Linked DNA regions of Homo sapiens: region 2 is linked to region 1. A link is an interaction called in ENCODE POLR2A ChIA-PET data of the cell type or tissue named here. Cell type or tissue: Caco-2. All regions are shown on one strand. Links, peaks and the distances in the headings refer to the core of each region. The heading gives the core; the rest is flanking DNA.

Region 1 (10,425 bases), core at 1,326-9,325:
TATTTCAGGAAATATCCGTGACCTGCTGATCAGCAGTGACTATTCTGTCCTCTCAGTTCATATTTTCTTTCTTATTCAAGTTGACAGACCTTTAATGGGTGATTACTGTGTGGAAGCTACCTCACTAAGCACCTTGGGAATACAAAGATAAGGAAACTCCACTCTTCCAGAGTCTATCAGTGATTCACGACCTTGCTGAGAACAGGGTCATTGGTGAATTTTCAGAAAACAACTTGGCAGTGATTGGGGTTGAACCTAGTTCACCAAGGGTGAAAATAATGGACTGGATGAATCAAGAGTAAACAGTCTTTTCTTGATTTGCCTACCCAGACCTTTGGACTGTGCTATGTGCTTGATATACAGAGATGAAGTGGATGAGGTCTTTGTTCTTGGTGTTCACAGACTGTGGAAATTAGAAGAGAGGAAGCATGTGATGGTACAAGAATTTTGACGAGGGGTTGAGATGACTTAACAATGAAAGGGCACAGGAGAGATCAGAGATTTGGGATTAAAATGTGCTCCTAAGGGGCTGGCTTTTGGAATAGAGGCAGAAGACTTCCGCCTCTTACAAGGAAAAGTAAAAGATGTTGATCCTGGGAAAACTTGAGATGGAGTAAAATTTAGTATGACAGATGATCTGACGTCAGTGAAGTGATGTTTGAAGGGTTTGGGTAGGGATGGATTAGAGCTTGGCTTTGGACCCTAACTGAACATCAAATGTTCCCGGAAAGTTTTTACAATGTGACTAAGGCTTGGTCCCCACCCCAGACCATTTAAACCAGAATCTCCTGGGGATGGGGACCTGGTTCAACAATGTTTTAAAAGTAACCCAGAGAATTTTAACACAGGACTAAGCACCATTGTGTTACAGAGTGGAAAAGTGGTTATTTGGAAGTTAGAGCTGAAGAACCAAAATAACGTGTGTGTGTGTGTGTGTGTGTGTGTGTGTGTGTGTGTGTGTTTATTTTTTTTCCTTTTATGTCCGGTTCTTCATTAGGGGCTTACATTGTATTAATAGCAGTGGGAAAGACTAGGACAAATGATTAGCACAGTGGATGTGTCGGAAGGTTCAAGGAAGCAAGAAATTAAATAATGAATATTGATTCCTGACCGTCTACCACATACCAGGCAGTGTATTAAGCACTTTATGTATATCATCTGTAATCCTCACAGTAACCTAGCAAAAATTAAGCAGTGCTACATGAGGAGCCAGAGTTCTAGGTGTTAGGGTTGGAAGAATAAAGAGGTCTTTAGTGATTAGTAAGGAAAGTTGTTAGAAAGGTAGTTCAGTGAGGGTCACAGGAAGGATGTGTGAGGCAATCAGCATAGACCTTGAAACCTAGAGGAAGATAGCAAATGATGGGATGGAGAGCCAGATCATAAGCACACGTGACATCTCTGAGAAGGAAGGGTAGGATCTGGGAGGCAGGTGTGGAAGGAATGATTCTGGTGAATGGTGTGGGCTTGGGAGGGTGGGTATCGGTGTGTCATGGTGTAAGAAGCACAGGACAGGAAGACCTGCAGTTGGGGGAGTGGAATAAGCACCTCCGTTTTTGTCTCAGTGGTGATCTTGCCAAGGGTGCATGGTTCAAGACAGTTGTGTTTCAGTTGAGTTATATCAATCCCGGGACTCCTTCAAATCCCTCATAATGAAGCTGTAGGCCTGGAGGAGGTCCAGCAAGTAGGTATTATATTAGGTGAGTTTTTAAAAATAGGTAAAATAATTTGGAAAAAACCCCACAAACATACGCAGGCCCTGGGCCCCACTCCCATTAATTCTACTCTATATAGCCACTATTAAAAACCATTTATTGGCCAGGCACGGTAGCTCATGCCTGTAATCCCAGCACTTTGGGAGGCTGAGGCAGGCAGATCATTTGAGGTCAGGAGTTCGAGACCAGCCTGGCCAACGTGGTGAAACCCCGTCTCTACTAAAAATACAAAAAAATTAGCCAGGCCTGGTGGCGCACGCCTGTAATCTCAGCTACTGGGGAGGCTGAGGCACAAGAATCGCTTTAACTCAGAAGGTGGAGATTGCAGTGAGCTAAGATCGTGCCATGGAGCCAAGATCTCCAGCCTGGGTGACAGAACGAGACTCCTTCTCAAAAAAAAAAAAAAAAAACCAATAAAACAAAACAAAAAAAACCCTATTTATTTATTTTGAGATGGGGCTTGTTCTGTCACCCAGGTGGGAGTGAAGTGGCACAATCTTAGCTCACTGCAGCCTGTGCCTCCCAGGCTGAGGTGATCCTATCACCTCAGCCTCCGGAGTAGCTGGGAACACAGGCACACACCACCACTCCCTGCAATTTTTTTTTTTTTTTTTTTTTTTATTTTTATTTTTGCTAGAGATGGGATTTTGCCATGTTGCCCAGGCTGGTCTAGAACTTCTGAGCTCAAGCAGTCTGCCTGCCTTGGCCTAAGATTACAGGAGTGCTGGGATTACAGGAGTGAGCCACCACGCCTGGCCTAAAACCTTTAGAGTATTTTGTGAGCAATAAACTATAAAATGTTAGTTATTAGTAATGACTGATGTTTTTAAAAGTCTCTTCTTGGGTGCCAGGTCCACGTTCTGAAGTGCTGTGGTTTTTTAGTGCTTACTAAGGTAACTACCATTGATGAGCATTTATTTTTTCCGCTGGTAGTAGCATCCTTCTTTTTCTTCTTTCTCTGTTATATAATTAATTAATAATTCTGCATGATTTTTACATTGTTAACTTTACATGCTAGAAGCCAAGTTGAGATTTTAGTAATCTGCATTTTTTCTGTTGGTGTTTATTGTTCAGCTAGGATAAGTGCTAACAGAAGAGTAGTTTAGAGTGTTACTGTAGTAACTCGCCAAGTTTTTAAAGCATTACATATCAATTAAACTTTAAAAATTTAACATTGGCCGGGTGCAGTGGCTCACGCCTGTAATCCGGCACTTTGGGAGGCTGAGGCAGGTGGATTACTTGAGATCAGGAGTTCGAGACCAGCTTGGCTGACGTGGTGAAACCCCGTCTCTACTAAAAATACAAAAATTAGCTGGGCATGGTGATGCACGCCTGTAGTCTCAGCTACTCGGGAGGCTGAGGCCGGAGAATCACTTGAACCCAGGAGGTGGAGGTTGCGGTGAGCTGCGGAGTGCAGCCACTGCACTCCAGCCTGGGCGACAGAGCGAGACTCTTGTCTCAAAAAATAAATAAAAAAAAATTTAACATAGTGCCAGTTTTTTTTTTCTGTTATTTCCCATTAAATTTTCTGTACTAAATGTTCAGGAATTTCTTAAAATATGATAAGAAATCATTTCAGTAATAACATTTAGCACACTACCAAATTTATTTGATCGTTTATTACATTTTACATTTGTACAGAAAATTAAAATAGTAACTGGGTATTTGGAATCTGAAAGTTTTAAGTATATTTTGGTAACACTGTTATTTGGATTTGAATGGCACAAGGATGGGGACCACCTGTTCGGGATGTTACTGAAATCTGTTTCTTACGTTTTTAGAGGCTTCGTGACGGAGTTATCAGAGACATTGAGAGGCAAATTCGGAAAAAAGAAAACATTCGTCTTTTGGGAGAACAGATTATTTTGACTGAGCAACTTGAAGCAGAAAGAGAGAAGATGTTATTGGCAAAAGGATCTCAAAAATCATGACTTGAATGTGAAATATCTGTTGGACAGACAACACGAGTTTGTGTGTGTGTGTTGATGGAGAGTAGCTTAGTAGTATCTTCATCTTTTTTTTTGGTCACTGTCCTTTTAAACTTGATCAAATAAAGGACAGTGGGTCATATAAGTTACTGCTTTCAGGGTCCCTTATATCTGAATAAAGGAGTGTGGGCAGACACTTTTTGGAAGAGTCTGTCTGGGTGATCCTGGTAGAAGCCCCATTAGGGTCACTGTCCAGTGCTTAGGGTTGTTACTGAGAAGCACTGCCGAGCTTGTGAGAAGGAAGGGATGGATAGTAGCATCCACCTGAGTAGTCTGATCAGTCGGCATGATGACGAAGCCACGAGAACATCGACCTCAGAAGGACTGGAGGAAGGTGAAGTGGAGGGAGAGACGCTCCTGATCGTCGAATCCGAGGATCAGGCATCAGTGGACTTATCGCACGACCAGAGTGGGGATTCCCTCAACAGTGATGAAGGAGACGTGTCTTGGATGGAGGAGCAGCTGTCCTACTTCTGTGACAAGTGCCAAAAATGGATACCAGCCAGTAAGGAGCTTCTCAATTCCTTTGATTTGTCAATTCCTGTGTGAAGGTTTGTTTTTCCAACCTGTGAAAGAAACGTGAATGTAAAAGAGACCTAAATAAAAGGATAATTATATTTATTCTCTAGTTGATCAGCTATAAATTTATATAAAACATAGGCATGTTTGTACTAATGAAACGTACTGTCAACCTCTATCACATTGTTAAATTAACACTTTTGGTGGTAACTCAATAAAATTGAGAAAATTGGAAATCCTGTGTTACTTAAAGAATTAGCCATATTTTTCTAACAAGGTCACAGAGATTTAGGGCCAAATTCCAGTCCCAGTGTTGAATTCATGTTCAAGTTTATAAAAATTACTTTGTTAATATTTAACTTACGTGGAGAACTCCTGCTATTGTATACTGAAAAGAGGTTAGAATTAGCAGATTGAAGGTGTTTTTTGCCCTTTTTCTAGGACCAGTCTTTTTTTCCATTTTCCTTTTTTTCTGCTGGCAAGAGATACCTCATACACACTCCCTGATTGCCTCAATCTTGAGATTTTCTTTTCTTTCTTTTTTTTTTTTGAGATGGAGTTTTGCTTTTGTTGCCCAGGCTAGAGTGCAATGGCATGATCTCGGCTCCTGGGTTCAAGCGATTCTCCTGCCTCAGCCTCCCAAGTAGCTGGGATTATAGTGTTTGCCAGCACACCTGGCTAATTTTTTTTTTTATTTTATTTTTTTTTTTTGAGACGGAGTTTTCCTCTTATTGCCCAGGCTGGAGTGCAATGGCATGATCTTGGCTCACTGCAACCTCCGTCTCCCAGGTTCAAGTGATTCTCCTGCCTCGGCCTCCCGAGTAGCTGGGATTACAGGCATGCGCCACCATGCCCGGCCAATTTTGTATTTTTAGTAGAGATGAGGTTTCTTCTCCATGTTGGTCAGGCTGGTCTCAAACTCCCAACCTCAGGTGATCCATCCGCCTCGGCCTCCCAAAGTGCTGGGATTACAGGCATGTGCTACTGTGCTCGGCCCTGATCTTGAGATTTTCAATGGCCAGCTTCCTGGCACCTGAGGAGTATGGCTTGCCAGCCATCATATGGTTTATACCGAAACAGGATTTTCCCATTAGGCAAGAGACTAGTAAAGATATAGGTACTTGAGGAATGCCTTTGTGTAATATAATTTGTAACCAAGTCAGAGAAATACATATATAACTGTGAAGAGGGTCATTTTCTGGCATGTGGAAATGTTTTTCTTAAAATGGGTTCAACTTCAAATTTAGTCACTGTTAACAAATTAATAGTAACATTTTCACAGGAAATGCAGAATTTACTAGTTAGCTGGTTTTTGCTTCTGAGCGGTCTCTGTTATTGATTTCAGGTTCTGCCTGAATTCTCAGTGGCTTTCCCTTTGTCCTGTTGAGGACAAATTTTAAGCTACCCTTTGTGGTCAGGACCCTGCTAACTGTAGTTTCTTTGATTCCCACACAACTTTGCAGTTAGGGTGAACTTATTCTTCACAAACAATTCTTATCCTTAGGGCTTTGCACAGTTTTTTTCTTCTGGAATATGCATCTCCACAGCCTCCATTCTCCCTATACACAAAGAGACCCCTTTTCACCTGGCCAATTTCTAATCCTAAGCCTCCCCCTAATATAGGTTGGGCCTCCTTTTATTTACCCTCACACTGCCCTGTGGTACACAGCACATTCCATTCCTTATGTGTCACAGAGCATCAGCATCACCTGAGGGACTAAGAAATGTAACTCCTAGGCTCTGCTTCAGAAATTGATGCATTTTATCTGGGCTAGAATCAAGCATATTTAGAAAACCAAGAACAACTTGGGTGATTCCAATGCACTGTGAGCATGGAGAACCACTGTGTTGTTGTGATCACCTGTTTTCTATGCAGCCCTCAGGGAAGTGCAAACCTGTGAGATCAGGCACCATTATCTGTCTTGGACTTTGTATTCCCAGTTCCTAGCCCAGTGCCTGGTATGCAGAGGGAGCTCATATTTTTTGAAAGAATGTGTGAAGAGACCTGCCTCTGGGAGTCAGGAATGTGACAATTGGGAAATCCAGCAACAATACCTGCTTTTCCAGTACCTTTCTCCTAAAAGTTACTGGATCCTACAGATCTTAGTGGGCGTATACTTGGTGTTAGAAGAATAGAAATCTTTCTAATTCCCTTCCTTTTCCCCATTTTGCAATTGTGGGTTGGCTGAAGAAAAGAAGACAACATGGGAAAGGAAAATCTGGGTGATAAACGGATTAAACCTTTAGGTTACCGCTGCTCTAGATAAACCCATGATGTGACTTTTTGTTTTTCTCCTAGGTCAGCTGAGGGAACAGCTCAGTTACCTTAAGGGTGATAATTTTTTTAGGTTTACTTGTTCGGATTGCTCAGCAGATGGCAAGGAGCAGTATGAAAGGCTGAAGCTGACATGGCAGCAAGTGAGTAAAAAGCCCTTCCCCAAATCCATGAGGGTGGTTCCCCCAGGAGTTTGTTGGAACGAATATCTAGAAACTTAGGGATGAGCTTTTGAGTTGTTTGGAGGGGCACTTTTTATTTCGCAATGAAATTAGATACCGAATATGTGGAGAAGGGAGTGAAAAATACTCGCTGTAATCCCAGCACTCTGGGAGGCCAAGGCGGGCAGATCACCTGAGGTCAGGACTTCGAGACCAGCCTGGCCAACATGGTGAAACCCCATTTCCATTGAAAATACAAAAATTAGCTGGCTATGGTGGTGGGCCCCTGTAATCCCAACTACCTGGGAGACTGAGGCAGGAGAATCGCTTGAACCTGGGAGGCGGAGGCTGCAGTGAGCCCACACCGTGCCACTGTACTCCAGCTTGGGCGACAAAGTGTGACTCCTTTTCAAAAAAAAAAAAATATATTCACTGCTGACTTGGTGAATTGGGCTTGAGAGGCTTGAGAATCTCATGATTTCTTTTATATGTGATACCAAGCTCTGATTATAATTGAAAATGAAATTCTCATTTTCCTGGCAGCCATTTTAAGAACAATAAAACTATTTTTTTAAAGTGGAAAGATGGCTATGTTGAAAATAGATTTGGAAGAAGGAAGGTGACTGATTGCAAAAACCAACATAACCCAGCTTTTCTGCATTTGAACTCGGAGATGTTTGAATTTTTGTTTGCTGAAATACTTGTTCCTTTTTAACTGTCTCTAATATCAGCACCCTAATCTAAGTCAGCTGTATCCTAAACAATAGCTTTTTGCTGATCTCCAGGTTGTATTAAATTGTTTTAGTTTTGTTTCTATGTCAATATGTTAATGTATAATATGAATAATAAGGCATCAGTGTATACTTTTTAGTTCAAAAACCAGATGAAACCAGACATGGTGGCTCACATCTGTAATCCCAGCACTTTGGGAGGCGGAGGCGGCCAGATCACCTGAGCTCAGGAGACAAGCCTGGGCAACGTGGTGAAACCCCGACTCTATAAAAAACAGGCCAGGCGCGGTGGCTCATGCCTGTAATCCCAGCACTTTGGGAGGCTGAGGGAGGCAGATCACCTGAGGTCGGGAGTTCGAGACCAGCCTGACCAACATGGAGAAACACCGTCTCTACTAAAAATACAAAATTAGCTGGGTGCGGTGGCACATGCCTGTAATCCCAGCTACTTGGGAGGCTGAGGCAGGAGAATTGCTTGAACCCAGGAGGCGGAGGTTGCAGTGAGCCGAGATCGCGCCACTGCACTACAGCCTAGGCAACAAGAGTGAAAGTCCATCTCAAAAAAAACCAAAAAAACAAAACAATACAAAAATTAGCTGAATGTGGTGGTGGTGCACTCCTGTGGTCCCAGCTTCTCAGGAGACTGATGTGGGAGGGTTGCTTGAGCCTGGGAGGTTGAGGCTGCAATGAGCTGTGATCGAGCCACTGTACTCCAGCCTGGGTGGTGACAGAGTGAGACCCCATCTCAAAAAAAAAAAAATTATATATTACTTAGTTTTTATGTTCATTCATTCATTCAACAGATACTGAGTACCTGTTATGAACCAGGTGCTGTTCTAGGCCTGAGACTACTGTGGTGAACGAGACAGCTAAGGCCTCTGCCCCAAGACAGCTGACATTCTATACTTAATTTTGATAATAAACAGATCAACAAGATAATTACCCACAGCACTTTTTACTTTGAAGGAAATAGAGTAATGAGAAAGATTTTAAATTACACCATTTTAGCCACTTATGGTGTTCCTTGTAAATTGTAGTTGCCTTAGCAGCCTTCGTCTATTATCTTAATTATCAGTGCTTTATTAGGACAGCTGATGAAATCTGTCAGTGTTGAATTAGGAAGCCTTTTCTTTGACTTGCCTGAAAAAAATGTAAGTAGAAAATGAAGAGAAGTTTGTATTGAGGATAGAGCCTTATGAATATTATAACTGGGACATTTTTCTCAAGTGTACATGGGATACTGTGTGTAGGCAAGATCTTATTAATAGATTATTGTGATATGTGCACACAGGTAGATTTGTATTTGTCCTGCAAGTTGTTTCTCATAAAAGCTGTAAAATGGAAGAAGAGCAAATATATGTAAATTTTCAAAAATGTGAGTTTTCTGTAGTGGTTCTTTTTAAAAGAAAAGCTGGCTTTTGCTTATTTTGCTCAGAGTATGTAATATTGGCTCACTTTGCATATTTATTTATTCTTTTTAAAAAAAAATTTTAAATCTTTTTGAGGCACAGTCTCACTCTGTTGCTCAGGCTGGAGTGCAGTGGCACAATCTCGGCTCACTGCAACCTCCGCCTCCCAGGTTCAAGCAATCCTCCTGCCTCAGCCCCTCTAGTAGCTGGGATTACAGGCATGTGCCACCATGCCTGGCTAATTTTTTGTATTTTTAGTAGAGATGGGGTTTTGCCATGTTGGCCAGGCTGGTCTCGAACTCCTGACCTCAGGTGATCCACCCACCTCGGCATCCCAAAGTGCTGGGATTACAGGCGTGAGCCACCGTGCCCGGCCACTTTGCATATTTAATTAGACTAACATAACTTGCAGATTATTTTTTCACTTCCAAAATACGTATTGATGGTGGATACTAACCTGGTAGGGTGAAGTGATAACTTAGGTTGCACATATGTGGTTCTTAGCAAACAACTGACCAGTATTTCTAGTTGCATCTGAAAAAGCCCATCTCTCACTGAAGACCTGAAAGAGAATCAGTTGGTCTTGAATGGACTCCATTGATGTAGCCACATTCTTAGTATATTGAAATGTGGGTTTTCCGTCTTTAAATTTTAAACTTTGAAAGATTTACCAAAGAAATATGTAGAAATGCTTGTAACACAAATAGCATTTTGTTTGTATTATAAAATACTTACAGTAAAGAGGTCTGATCTCCTGATTAAAAAGCCCCTTCTTGCCACACTCCCTTTCTGTGTCCTCTCCTCTTCCTTGGTGACTCCTGTGAATAGCAGTTCCATACGTAGGAGAAACTTTATCAAACATTTGGGAAGGATAGGGAAGTTTTTGCATTCTTTTCCTGGAGACTCATTCTTATGGCACAAGTAAAGATACTATGATCGATCTTTGCTTGTTATTTTTCTAGTGTTCTTCAGCATATACTGAGTACCTGCCAGCTCTGAGCTAGGCCCTGTGGATACATTGGTCCACAAGATCAGCCTCATTACTGATGAGCTTGGTCTGGTAACATGAGAGCAGAAAACTAAACTGGGGTTCATTTTTTTTTGTTTTTTTTTTTTTGAGATGGAGTTTCACTCTTGTTGCCCAGGCTGGAGTGCAATGGCGCGATCTTGGCTCACTGCAACCTCTGCCTCCTGCATTCAAACGATTCTCCTGCTTCAGCCTCCCGAGTAGCTGGAACTACAGGCGTGCGCCACCATGCCTGGCTAATTTTTGTATTTTTAGTAGAGACGGGGTTTCACCATGTTGGCCAGGCTGGTCTTGAACTCCTGACCTCACGTGATTCACCCACCTCAGCCTCCCAAAGTGCTGGGATTACAGGCGTGAGCCACCATGCCCGGCCTGGGATTCATTCTTTTAGATCATAAATTCCAGGAGAGAAGGAAAAACAGGTCCTTTATATATTAGTTTATAGTTTGCCTAGTAAAGATTAAGTGATAATAGAAAAAGTTATTTTCAAGTAAATATGTAAGCTTTTTAGGGTCATAAAATGTCTCAATTATACAAAAAAGTCATAGAAATACTTTATCACTGAGATTATCAGCAAATACATATTTCTGAGATACTCTTCTG
Region 2 (10,425 bases), core at 1,391-9,390, 110 kb before region 1:
ACAGCCATCTAATTTTTTTATTTTTAGTAGAGAAGGGGTTTCACTGTGTTGGCCAGGCTGGTGTCAAACTCCCGATCTCAGGTGATCCACCTGCCTTGGCCTCTCAAAGTGCTGGGATTACAGGCATGAACCACCGTGCCTGGCCCTAATAGTTACCTTTTATTAAAATATAAAAAATAGGCTGGGTGCGGTGGCTCACGCTTGTAATCCTAGCATTTTGGGAGGCCGGGCTGGGTGGATCGCCTGAGGTCGGGAGTTCGAGACCTGCCTGGCCAATACAGTGAAACCCCGTCTCTAGTAAAAATACAAAAATTAGCCTGGTGTGGTGGCCCACATCTGTAATCTCAGCTACCTGGGAGAATGAGGCACGAAAATTGCTTGAACCCAGCAGGCAGAGGTTGCAGTGAGCTGAGATAGTGCCACCGCACTCCAGCCTGGGCAATAGAGCGAGACCCTGTCTCAAATAAATACATAAATAAATAAACAAAATAAATAACAAAAGGTTACTATTAATAGTTGTTTAAATTTAAAAGTAATATACCCCCCAGTTTTATGGTGAAAAACAGCAGTAAATTAAAAAAAATAAAACAGAAAAGATCCCTTTGTCACCCCATGCACCTCTCCTTCCCTAGTCCTAACTCGCAAGTTTCTTGTGATCCTTCACATTTTCTACAAATTATATATATGTACATTTTTATTTTATTTTATTTTTTGAGAAGGAGTCTCACTCTGTCTCCCAGGCTGCAGTGCAGTGGCACAATGTCGGCTCACTGCAACCTCTGCCTCCTGGGTTCAAGCGAGTATCCTGCCTCAGCCTCCCTAGTAGCTGGGACCACAGGTGCCTGCTACAATGTCCAGCTAACTTTTGTATTTTTTTAGTAGAGACCGGGTTTCACCATGTTGACCAGGCTGATCTTGAACTCCTGACCTCAGGAGATCCACCTGCCTCGGCCTCCCAAAGTGCTGGGATTACAGGCATGAGCCACCACGCCCGGCCTACATATGTATTTTAAGATTAATAAATATATGTCATCTCTGGGTGTTGCCTGAGCAGGAGAATTTGTTAAAGCTTCCCCAGGAGGCTCTAGTGTGCAGCCAAGTATGAAAACGAGAGTTCTAAATAAATGCACATTCACATTGGCATATGCACGGATGTACATGTTTCCGAAACATAAACCTGGGGTTCTGGAGAGACGGTCTGGAGGGTGGTGAAGGCTTACACTTGCCATTGCGTCCCTGTCTGTACTACTTCCCATCTCCAACCACCTGCCAGTATTAATAATAATAATTTTCGTACTAACTGTGGTTCCTTCTGGGCAGTGTAATGACAATGAATCTCCCACCTTTTCTCTTAAAACTATTCTAGGATGGGTGCATGGCTCACACCTGTAATCCCAGCACTTTGGGAGGCCAAGGCAGGAGGATCTCTTGAGTCCAGGAGTTCGAGACTAGCCTGGCGAACATGGGGAGATCCCTGTCTTTACAAAAAAGTAAAAAATTAGCTGGGCATGGTGGCATGCCCCTGTGGTCCCAGCTACTCAGGAGGCTAAGGTGGGAGAGATCACTGGAACCCAGGAATTCAAGGCTACAGTGAGCCATGATCGCACCACTGCACTCCAGCCTGGGCGAGAGTGAGACCCTGTCTCAGAAAAACAGAAAACAAACAAACCAACCCTCACCAATCAAGGTTAAGAAAGTTTTAAGGCAATATTTTAAAAATCAAAATATCGAATGAATGGATGAACTCTGTTGGTTCCAGGAAAGAAAGGCCACATCTTTGGGACTAGTTTTCCACATAGGCAAGGACTACAGACTCCTCTCCTAAGGAATGCGCCCGCTCTAGCTTTCATGTTTGCACTGTAATGCAGACTTTGTGTTTTCCCGGCCTTCTGGGCCCATGCAGCAGCGAGCAGCTGGCTCCCACTACCCAGTAGATCAAGCGGCAAACCCGATTTCCAACCTTCAGCTCATCAGAGCAGAAATCCACCCAGAGATTAGTTGCTCCTTTCACTAGTTAGTAGAAATAACCGACTACTGTTTTAAAACATCCAAACTAAAAATATGGGGAAGCTGGCACACTTAACATCAGGCTTTAACCTGGATGCAACAAACTCCTGGAGGTTCCCATCCTCAAAGGTGATCTGCCCCCGAGGAGAGGCCAGCCAGGCCACCACTCAGCCCCATGTGCACAGGGCCACATCTCCTTCCTCTCTTCAGTCAACACAGCCTCTGAGCATCTTCTATGAGCAGAGTACCCAGCAAGGCCTGGATAGCAAACGCTAGAAGATTCCAAAGCCCTGCATCATGCAAACAAGAGAGATGATGGCAGTGGGGGCTTTTTTTCCAGGGAGTGGGTAGAATTAGAGCCTGGCTTGGAAGAGGAGTGACTCGCAGACAGAGATGGAAAGGAGACATAGGCCCAGAAAGCTCCAGTTATGGCACTTCTGACTTTTGCCAAATGCACTGCTCTGTGCCCCAGCACTTCTGCTTCCCCATTTGCTAGTGTAAACGCCACCATTCACCCCTCATTCACTGGTGCGGGCACTGCCATGCGGCAGCCCCTTGGTGACCCTTTCTAGGCTTGGGAACAAGCACCTCCCTCCCAGAGCACCCCCATCACCCACACATTCAGGGGGACGTGGGTGGCCAGAGAGGAGCCCTGGGCAAGACGGACTGATGCCAAGGCCCCTCCCACCACTGAGGCTCACCCATCTTGGTGCTCTCACGCAAAGGCCAACCGTGCCTGTGTCTAAAGCAGGACATGGGAACTGAAGAGCACCACCCATGCGCTAGACGTCATTAACCTACTGACACCCACACGACTGTGAGTCCAAGGCCACCGAAGAGCCAGGCTGCGGATCTGCTGCTTATTAACTGAAACGGGGGCGGCTGCTCCAGCCCGAAAGGCCGTTTCCTCACCTGTCACAGGGGTGTCATAGCTCTTGCATGGCTGCTGTGAGGATTAGCCGAGATAGACTAAGTTCTCAATGGGATACAGCTCAACATAATGCAGATAAGCCTCATTCGTAAGCTGGCTGCTGACCAGCCTGGCCAATATGGTGAAACCCCACCTCTACTAAAAAATACAAAAAAAATTTAGCCGGGCATGGTGGCGAGTGCCTGTAATCCCAGCTACTCGGGAGGCCAGGGCAGGAGAATCGCTGGAATCTGGGAGGCAGAGGTTGCAGTGAGCTGAGATGGCGCCACTGCACTCCAACCTGGGTAACGGAGCGAGACTCTATCTCAGAAAAAAAACAAAACAAAAACATAAGCTGGCTGCTGGGTACATGAGTATTTCGCAGATTTGTCTTTAAACTGTACCTATATGTATACTTTTGTACGTGTTACTTATTTCACAACAAAAGGAAAGGATAATTTTTTAAAATGTGGCTGGTGGAGGAGAGGGGGGACTGCTTTCGCCGTCTGCCCTTTTGAATTTTGTACCATCAGCCTGTCCTACCTAGTCCGAAAAATATTGTTTATTGGGTTATCAAAAAGGGTTTGTTGTTTTCCATTTTTTTACCCCTAATAGCAAATCAAGCTTCGTGCCATACATCCTCAAGGAAAATTCTACACTTTGGAACTTTCTAGTTGCTTTCCTTGCTATAGCTCAACTGCTCCTTTACTGAACTTTATCCGAAGGTGAACTTCAGCGAGAAGATTTTTACAGGCATGCTTGTGGGAGTGGACATTTACGGCAGCCTCCCCGGAAGGCAATTTGGCAATGGCCATAAAAAAAAATCACACTGTATCTACCCTTTGGCCCAGCAATTTCACATCAGGGAAATTATCCTACAGGAAGACTCACACAGGGAGGCGAAGGATATACAAGATATACTCATGGTAGGATTGCCTGAAATGAAAGAAAGGAAAGAAGGAAGGAAAGAAGAAAGGAAGGAAGCGAGGAAGAAGGGAAGGAAAGAAGAGAGGGAAAGAAAGAGAAAGAAAGAAAGGAAAGGAAAGGAAGGAAGGAAGGAGAGAGAGAGAGAAAGAAAGAGAGAAAGAAAGAAAGGAAAGAAAAGAAAAGAAAAAAGAAGGAAGGGAAGGAGGAAGGAAGGAAGGAAGGGAGGAAGGAAGGAAGGAAATCTGCAAATGGAAACAAATGTCATCAATTGAGGAATAGGAAAAGTACAGTCCCTCGATACTGGAAATTTTGTCATGATTTCTTTTATTATTATTATTATTATTATTTTGAGATGGAGTCTCACTCTGTTGCCCAGGCTGGGGTGCAGTGGCACCATCTCAGCTCACTGCAGCCTCTGCCTCTCGAGTTCAAGCGATTCTCCTACCTCAGCCTCCTGAGTAGCTGGGATTACAGGCGCCAGCCACCATGCCCAGCTAATTTTTGTGTTTTTAGTAGAGACAGGGTTTCACCATGCTGGCCAGGCCGGTCTCAAACTCCTGACCTCAAGTGATCAGCCCGCCTCGGCCTCCCAAAGTGCGGGGATTACAGGTGTGAGCCACCGCACCTAGCTCCAAGATATATATTATGTGAAAAAGCAATATACATTAAAAACTTTTGGGAAAAAAATTAAATGGTGGAACTGGGGCTTGGCATGTGAAGGGAGTTTACATTTTTTTCTTTCCTTTTATCTCCTAATGAACATATTACCTTTTTAGCTAAAAAGTAAATTAAGATAAAATACAAATTAAAAATAAAACAATGAAGCGAGGGTTTGTTAACTGGACCAGGCAATTCCGCATGACAGCATTCAGGCCACTAGGGGTGGAGGTGACTTGACTCTTTCTTCTCCATCTGGCCCACTCCAAACATCTCCCAATCTGCATTTTTCCCAATCTAGTCAATCCTTCCCTTTGGGCTCCAAACAAAGACACCATTGTTTTCTCTTCTTTAATCAAGATGGGATTTGTGTGCCTTCTCCTCCCTCTGAATGTAGGCCCCGATGGAAGATAAGGACAGAAGGCGCCCTAGAGGGTGGGGCCGGTGCCCCCTCCCCACCTCCCTGACCTCAGAATTGGAATTCCTCGGCTTCACCCTGTGGAACTCAGCAGCTTCCCCAGGAATGGCATGAGCCCTGAACTGCCTCCTTTATTCCAGCCAGCGTTGTTAAGTTATAACCAGCATGGGTTTATGACCTCCCTGGGCCACGTGGCTCCCTGCAAAGCCTTAGCTGGGAGCCCCACGGATGTGTGTGCCCTTCTCACCTGTTTATGGCCCTTTACGCTGTCTTCTCTGCAGCTTTTTATATTGTCTGAAATCTTTTACAGAATACTTAGTCATTTTACAAATGAGCAAAATAAAACACTTTCCATAAACGCGGGACTTAAATGATGGGCCTGGCACATCGGGCACTTCCGAAGCAATAGTCTGCATTTCCTGCATGCTCGCTCCTGGGGACTCTGGCACTGCCGGTCCACTGACCACCCTTTGAGTAGGGAGGGTGTGGACACTCAGTGCAGAGTCTTGTGCTTGCAAGGGCTGGTTATTATTTTTTCCTCTAAAATAAAGATCTCCTCCCTCTCCTCCCAAACCAAATCGTTTACTTCAACAGAGAACCATTCTTAGGAAGCATCCTAGCCTGTTCAACCTAAAACACTTAAATAAATCCGAAAGAATGTCCTATAAATACTATATATATCCTATAAATATAAAGGCCCATGTTTTTCACAGGCTATGAACTGAATACACATTCATTTCCTGGAAGCTCATGTCCCCTCTCTCTATTTTGAGCTGGTCAGCAGGCAGAATTTCCCATGTTGTCCTCAGTGATCCTGTCAACTTCACTGAAGTACAGCAAGTCCCTCAATTATATAGTGGCTGCTGCTGGCTTCCCATCCAGACCGCTTTTCTGGGTCAGTGCATGTCCCCAGCTGTCGTGTGGCTTCTGGCTGTCCCCTTCTTTAAGGAATCAGCACTGGGCAAGTGACCTTCCAGATGCTCAGGAGTGTCTCCCTGACCTCGCCCAGGGCAGACACAGCCCTCAGCCAACGTCAGACTGAAATGGGGGTAAAAAAGTCCCTGCCCCCACCTTGCCTGTAGCAGATCCATCCTGGAGTCCATTCACACTCCTGATCCCCCCTGGGATGAGGTCGAGGCTGCACTCCAGCTAACAGCAAAACCCATGCTCATCCTCTGCCCTCACAGGCTCCACTTGACAGCCCTCCCTCAATAAACCATTTGATGGGAAGCCGCTTCCAAACCCCACCTAAGATAATTTGGATTGAAAATAGCCACTTGTTTTCACAAAATATTACAGAGTTTTTCTGCACAGGTCAGTTTCTCTCTTCCAGTCTTCAGTAGGACACCATTTAACTAACACTCCCTTCCCCTCTTTCTCTCTCTCTCTCTCTCTCTCTCTCACACACACACACACACACACCCCTCCGATTTACCTTTCTTGGGTGAACTCACAGCCAAAAAAGAAGTCCTAATCTTTTCTTTCGTCTACTTGGATATTAATGTAAGACATCTTCAGGTTCTAGTTTCCCTGGATCTTTTCCAAGATATTTCTTTGTGTTTTGAGTCTTTCCTTAGATATCCTGTTTGCTCAGTAGTTGCAGGGGATTGGAAGAGATGGGGGAGTCGGGGGTGGTGCAGATTAACCCTGATTCTCTAGCTCACTGTCTTTGCCCACCTCATCAATATTATAGCTACAATTCTCCAACAAAGGGTCCTCGGCCCTGGGTCCTGGGTCCTGGGTCCAGGCCATGGCCTGGTCTAATTGGACTGCAAACAAACATACCCCTCATTTAACTATCTGTCGTATTTATGTTAAGTGTCTATATCTTTGTTTCTGGCCTAAATACAACATTTACTTATAAGAACCAATAGCAAAAATACAACACTCACAGCTCAATCAAAGGCAAGACCAGGCCAGGCGGGTGCAGTGGCTCACGCCTGTAATCCTGGCACTTTGGAAGGGTAAGGCAGGCTGATCATCTGAGGTCAGGAAGTCGAGACCAGTCTGGCCAACATGGTGAAACCCCATCTCTACTAAAAATACAAAAATTAGCCAGGCGTGGTGGCATGTGCCTATAATCCCAGCTACAGCTACCTGGGAGGCTGAGGCAAGAGAATCGCTGGAACCCAGGAGGCAGAGGCTGCAGTGAGCCAAGACGGGAGCCACTGTACTCCAGCCTGGGCAACAGAGCAAGACTCCACCTAAAACAAAACAAATAAGCAAACAACAAAGGTAAGACCAAATTCCCACTGAATTCAAGTAAGGTCTTTTGGAGCTGGTGAAGTTTGTTCACATGAACTAAAACATCATCTGAGAAACCCACATTTTTGCACTTTGTACCAACTGTCTCTTTTGGACAGAGCTGAAGAGATGGCTCGGCAAGCCTGTTCCTCTGAGCTTGCCACCAGCTGATGTGTCAGGAAGCCCCCGGCTGCTCTTTCTGGTCTTTTATTACATGGAGACACACCTTCATCAGAAAATAGGTCGGGATGGGGTAAATAGGTCTAAAACATTTCCATAGTTCCATTTGTTCATCCCTTTAAGTGTCAAAATGATGATTAAAATTTTTAAAGGTTATCTTAGTGCCATCCAATAGAAATTAAAATGCAAGCTGCTTTATAAGTTAACGTTTTGTAGAAGCCTCAAACAGGTAGGAAGAAACAGGTGAAATGAATTTTAATGCTATATTTTGTTTAACTCATTATGCCCAAAATACTACCATTTCAATGTAAAATCCATATTAAAAATTGAGATTTTTGGCCGAGTGCAGTGCCTCATGTCTGTAATCCCAGCACTTTGGGAGGCTGAGGCGGGCAGATCACCTGAGGTCAGGAGTTCGAAACCAGCCTGACCAACATGGAGAAACTCCATCTCTACTAAAAATACAAAATTAGCCAGGCATGGTGGTGCATCCCTGTAATCCCAGCTACTCAGGAGGCTGAGGCAGGAGAATCACTTGAACCCGGGAGGCAGAGGTTGCAGTGAGCCAAGATCAAGCCATTGCACTTCAGCCTCGGCGACAAGAGCAAAACTCCATCTCAAAAAAGAAAAAAACAAAAAAATTGAGATTTTTACACCTTCTTTTTTTGCATTACAACTTGAAACTTAGTGTCTCTTTTGCCTATACAACACATCTCAATCTGGACCAGCCCCTCCTCTGAGACTCAGGAGCCACACACAGCCAGTGGCCGCCGGACCAGCCAGCACACCTCTAGGTTTTTCACTCCTAGCTGCCTCCTAAGCCCTAGCCTTTCCCCTAAGGTGATAACTGCGAAACCCTTTGGGAAAACGTCAGGTGGAAGGTATTTTCATTCACTAACTTAAATGATTTTCAGCTCCCTCACAGGAGTCACTAGAAGAGTAGGAGATGGAGAAAATCTGAGAACCTCAGGTTGGGAGTCTGAAGGGGTACAGGCACCCCCTTTCTTGCTTCCTCTGTGGGCAGAGGACATCTTGGCACCACTGAACTCACACGCTCACAGGCTCCTCTACAACCTACTAAACCCCAAGCTGAAGTGTGCACTTTGTGCTACTAATAGGTCTGAGTTTCCCTTTATCTCACCTTCCTCTAGAAGCAAGCAGGCTTCTAGAAACTGCAACAGGCCGGGCGCGGTGGCTCACGCCTGTAATCCCAGCACTTTGGGAGGCCGAGGCGGGCGGATCACGAGGTCAGGAGATCGAGACCATCCTGGCTAACAAGGTGAAACCCCGTCTCTACTGAAAATACAGAAAATTAGCCAGGCTTGGTAGCGGGCGCCTGTAGTCCCAGCTACTCGGGAGGCTGAGGCAGGAGACTGGCGTGAACCTGGGAGGCGGAGCTTGCAGTGAGCCGAGATCGCGCCACCGCACTCCAGCCTGGGCGACAGAGCGAGACTCCGTCTCAAAAAAAAAAAAAAAAAAGAAAGAAACTGCAACAGGGCAGGCTGGTGAGGCCCCTGCCTCAGGGGGAATGCTGAGGAAGGCACTGGGAGGCAAAGAGGGCAGAGAAGGAGACCCTACAGAGGATAAAAGACCATGAACTTCAGGGCCAGCCAGTTCTGGTTCCCAGCTCCACCACTGATGGGTTGTGTGAGCTCCCTGAGCCTGGTTTCCTCCTCTGCAAAAGGTGGAGAACAACAGCACTGACTGCTTTGGGTAATTTGAGATGACAGGATAAAGGCCGGAGGCCTGGCATGAAGGAGAGTGACCGTGTGTGGCTTGCTTCTGCCTGCAGGGCTGTGTTACTCTCTGAAGGGTCCCCTAGTCTCTGCCGAGCCACCCTCCTCACTTGCTAAATCTTCTGCCTCCCAGGGCGGATGCCCCACTCATATCCCCTTAGCAGATCGCCAGGCATCTCAGATGGTTCCTGCATCTCTCTGCCTAAGGATGCTCTCCAGGCCTGCAAAGGGCTGGGGTGGGCAGAGGGTAGGGAGAACTGCCCAGGAGTCAGGAGGTCCAGGATGGACACCCAAGGAGGGATGGGGGTTGATTGAGCAACCTGGGGTGCATTCTATATGGTTCTTCAGAGGATCTCCAGTGGGATTGAGCCTCCGCTGCCCGTAGTGATAACCCACTCATTATTATTGAGCTTTTATTGGCTGTCTTCCCTCCTGACCTCCCCTCCCTCCTCTACTGTGTTTTCTGGGATCACCTCCCAAATACATTGCTCACATCCAAATCCTTGTGTCGCGTCTGCTTCTTGGGCAACCCAAACTAAGACACTCCTCATTAGCAACGCTCTTCCTCCTTCTGTCCTGCTGTAGAAAGCTTGCTCATCCTTCAACGCCCAGCTGAAAGACTACCTTTTCTAAGAAGCCCCCCTGACATGCAGTTAGAAACAAGGCACCTCCCAGGACTCCCCTTTGGCATGTGCCACTTTTTCTTCTGTCTGGCATATCGGCTGTTTCACTTGTCTCACAGTCAGATGTCTGAGTTATTCCTCCCTATGTTGGCTGAGAGCTCCATGAGCACAGAGGTGAATCCTAGGGCCTGTTACACATCAGGTCCTCAGGAAGCCTCTGCCAACTGTTGCAATTTTACTACTAATAATAGCTAATATTTACTACGCACTTACAATATAAGAAGCACTTTTATGTAATTCTGGCCCCAAAACCTCACAACCATCACTTTAAGTGGCAAGTATTAAAATGATCACACCCATTCTAGAGATGGAAAAATTAAGGTGAAAGACGAATAATTTAGAACAAGTCTCACAGTCAGCTAACTCAGATCAGGAGTTCTTAACTACTATGTGACCGCCTCAACTTGTAAACTCTTCTCTGAGAAGCTGTCAGTCCCTAATATTTCCCTTAGTCTCCAGCAATGGAGAATTAACTCAATCACAGGGGAGGCAAGGCCATCAGCTCAGTGTTTACTCCAGCTGAAGGTACCAACAGCTAGCCATGCTTCCTGGGCCCCCTGCGTTGTGTCCTAGAAGCCAGGGTGGGGGAGTGACCACAGAGTCCATCCAGGCAGGGAATGCCCTCAAGGACATCCTCAGAGATGATGTCCTTGAGACACCCTC

The links. ChIA-PET counts read pairs that join two places held together with the same protein. Peaks named below come from ENCODE experiments on the same cell type or tissue, not always from the same donor. Only the 100,000 strongest peaks of a DNase experiment are listed, where the experiment ranks them.
Region 2: POLR2A ChIA-PET joins it to region 1 with 5 read pairs; 2 of 35 experiments call an interaction of 5 or more read pairs at or near these places.

The regions. Positions count from the first base shown.
Region 1 is chr20:18,138,715-18,149,139 of GRCh38, forward strand. KAT14 (lysine acetyltransferase 14) reads left to right here. Exons shown (of 11, transcript NM_001392073.1): 2 at 3,494-4,205; 3 at 6,519-6,637. The coding sequence starts at 3,947. PET117 (PET117 cytochrome c oxidase chaperone) reads left to right here. Exons shown (of 2, transcript NM_001164811.2): 2 at 3,494-4,455. The coding sequence ends at 3,643. Among named protein-coding and RNA genes, the nearest start is that of PET117, 6.1 kb to the left of the region's middle. In Caco-2, for the core only: no CTCF peak of the experiment used is centred there; DNase peaks (open chromatin) are centred at 5,897, 6,187 and 7,637; H3K4me3 peaks cover 1,945 bases.
Region 2 is chr20:18,028,332-18,038,756 of GRCh38, forward strand. The region is part of intron 3 of OVOL2 (ovo like zinc finger 2); the gene reads right to left. Among named protein-coding and RNA genes, the nearest start is that of OVOL2, 24 kb to the right of the region's middle. RefSeq lists an enhancer at 8,784-9,284. In Caco-2, for the core only: a CTCF peak has its summit at 4,726; DNase peaks (open chromatin) are centred at 1,870, 3,710 and 5,000.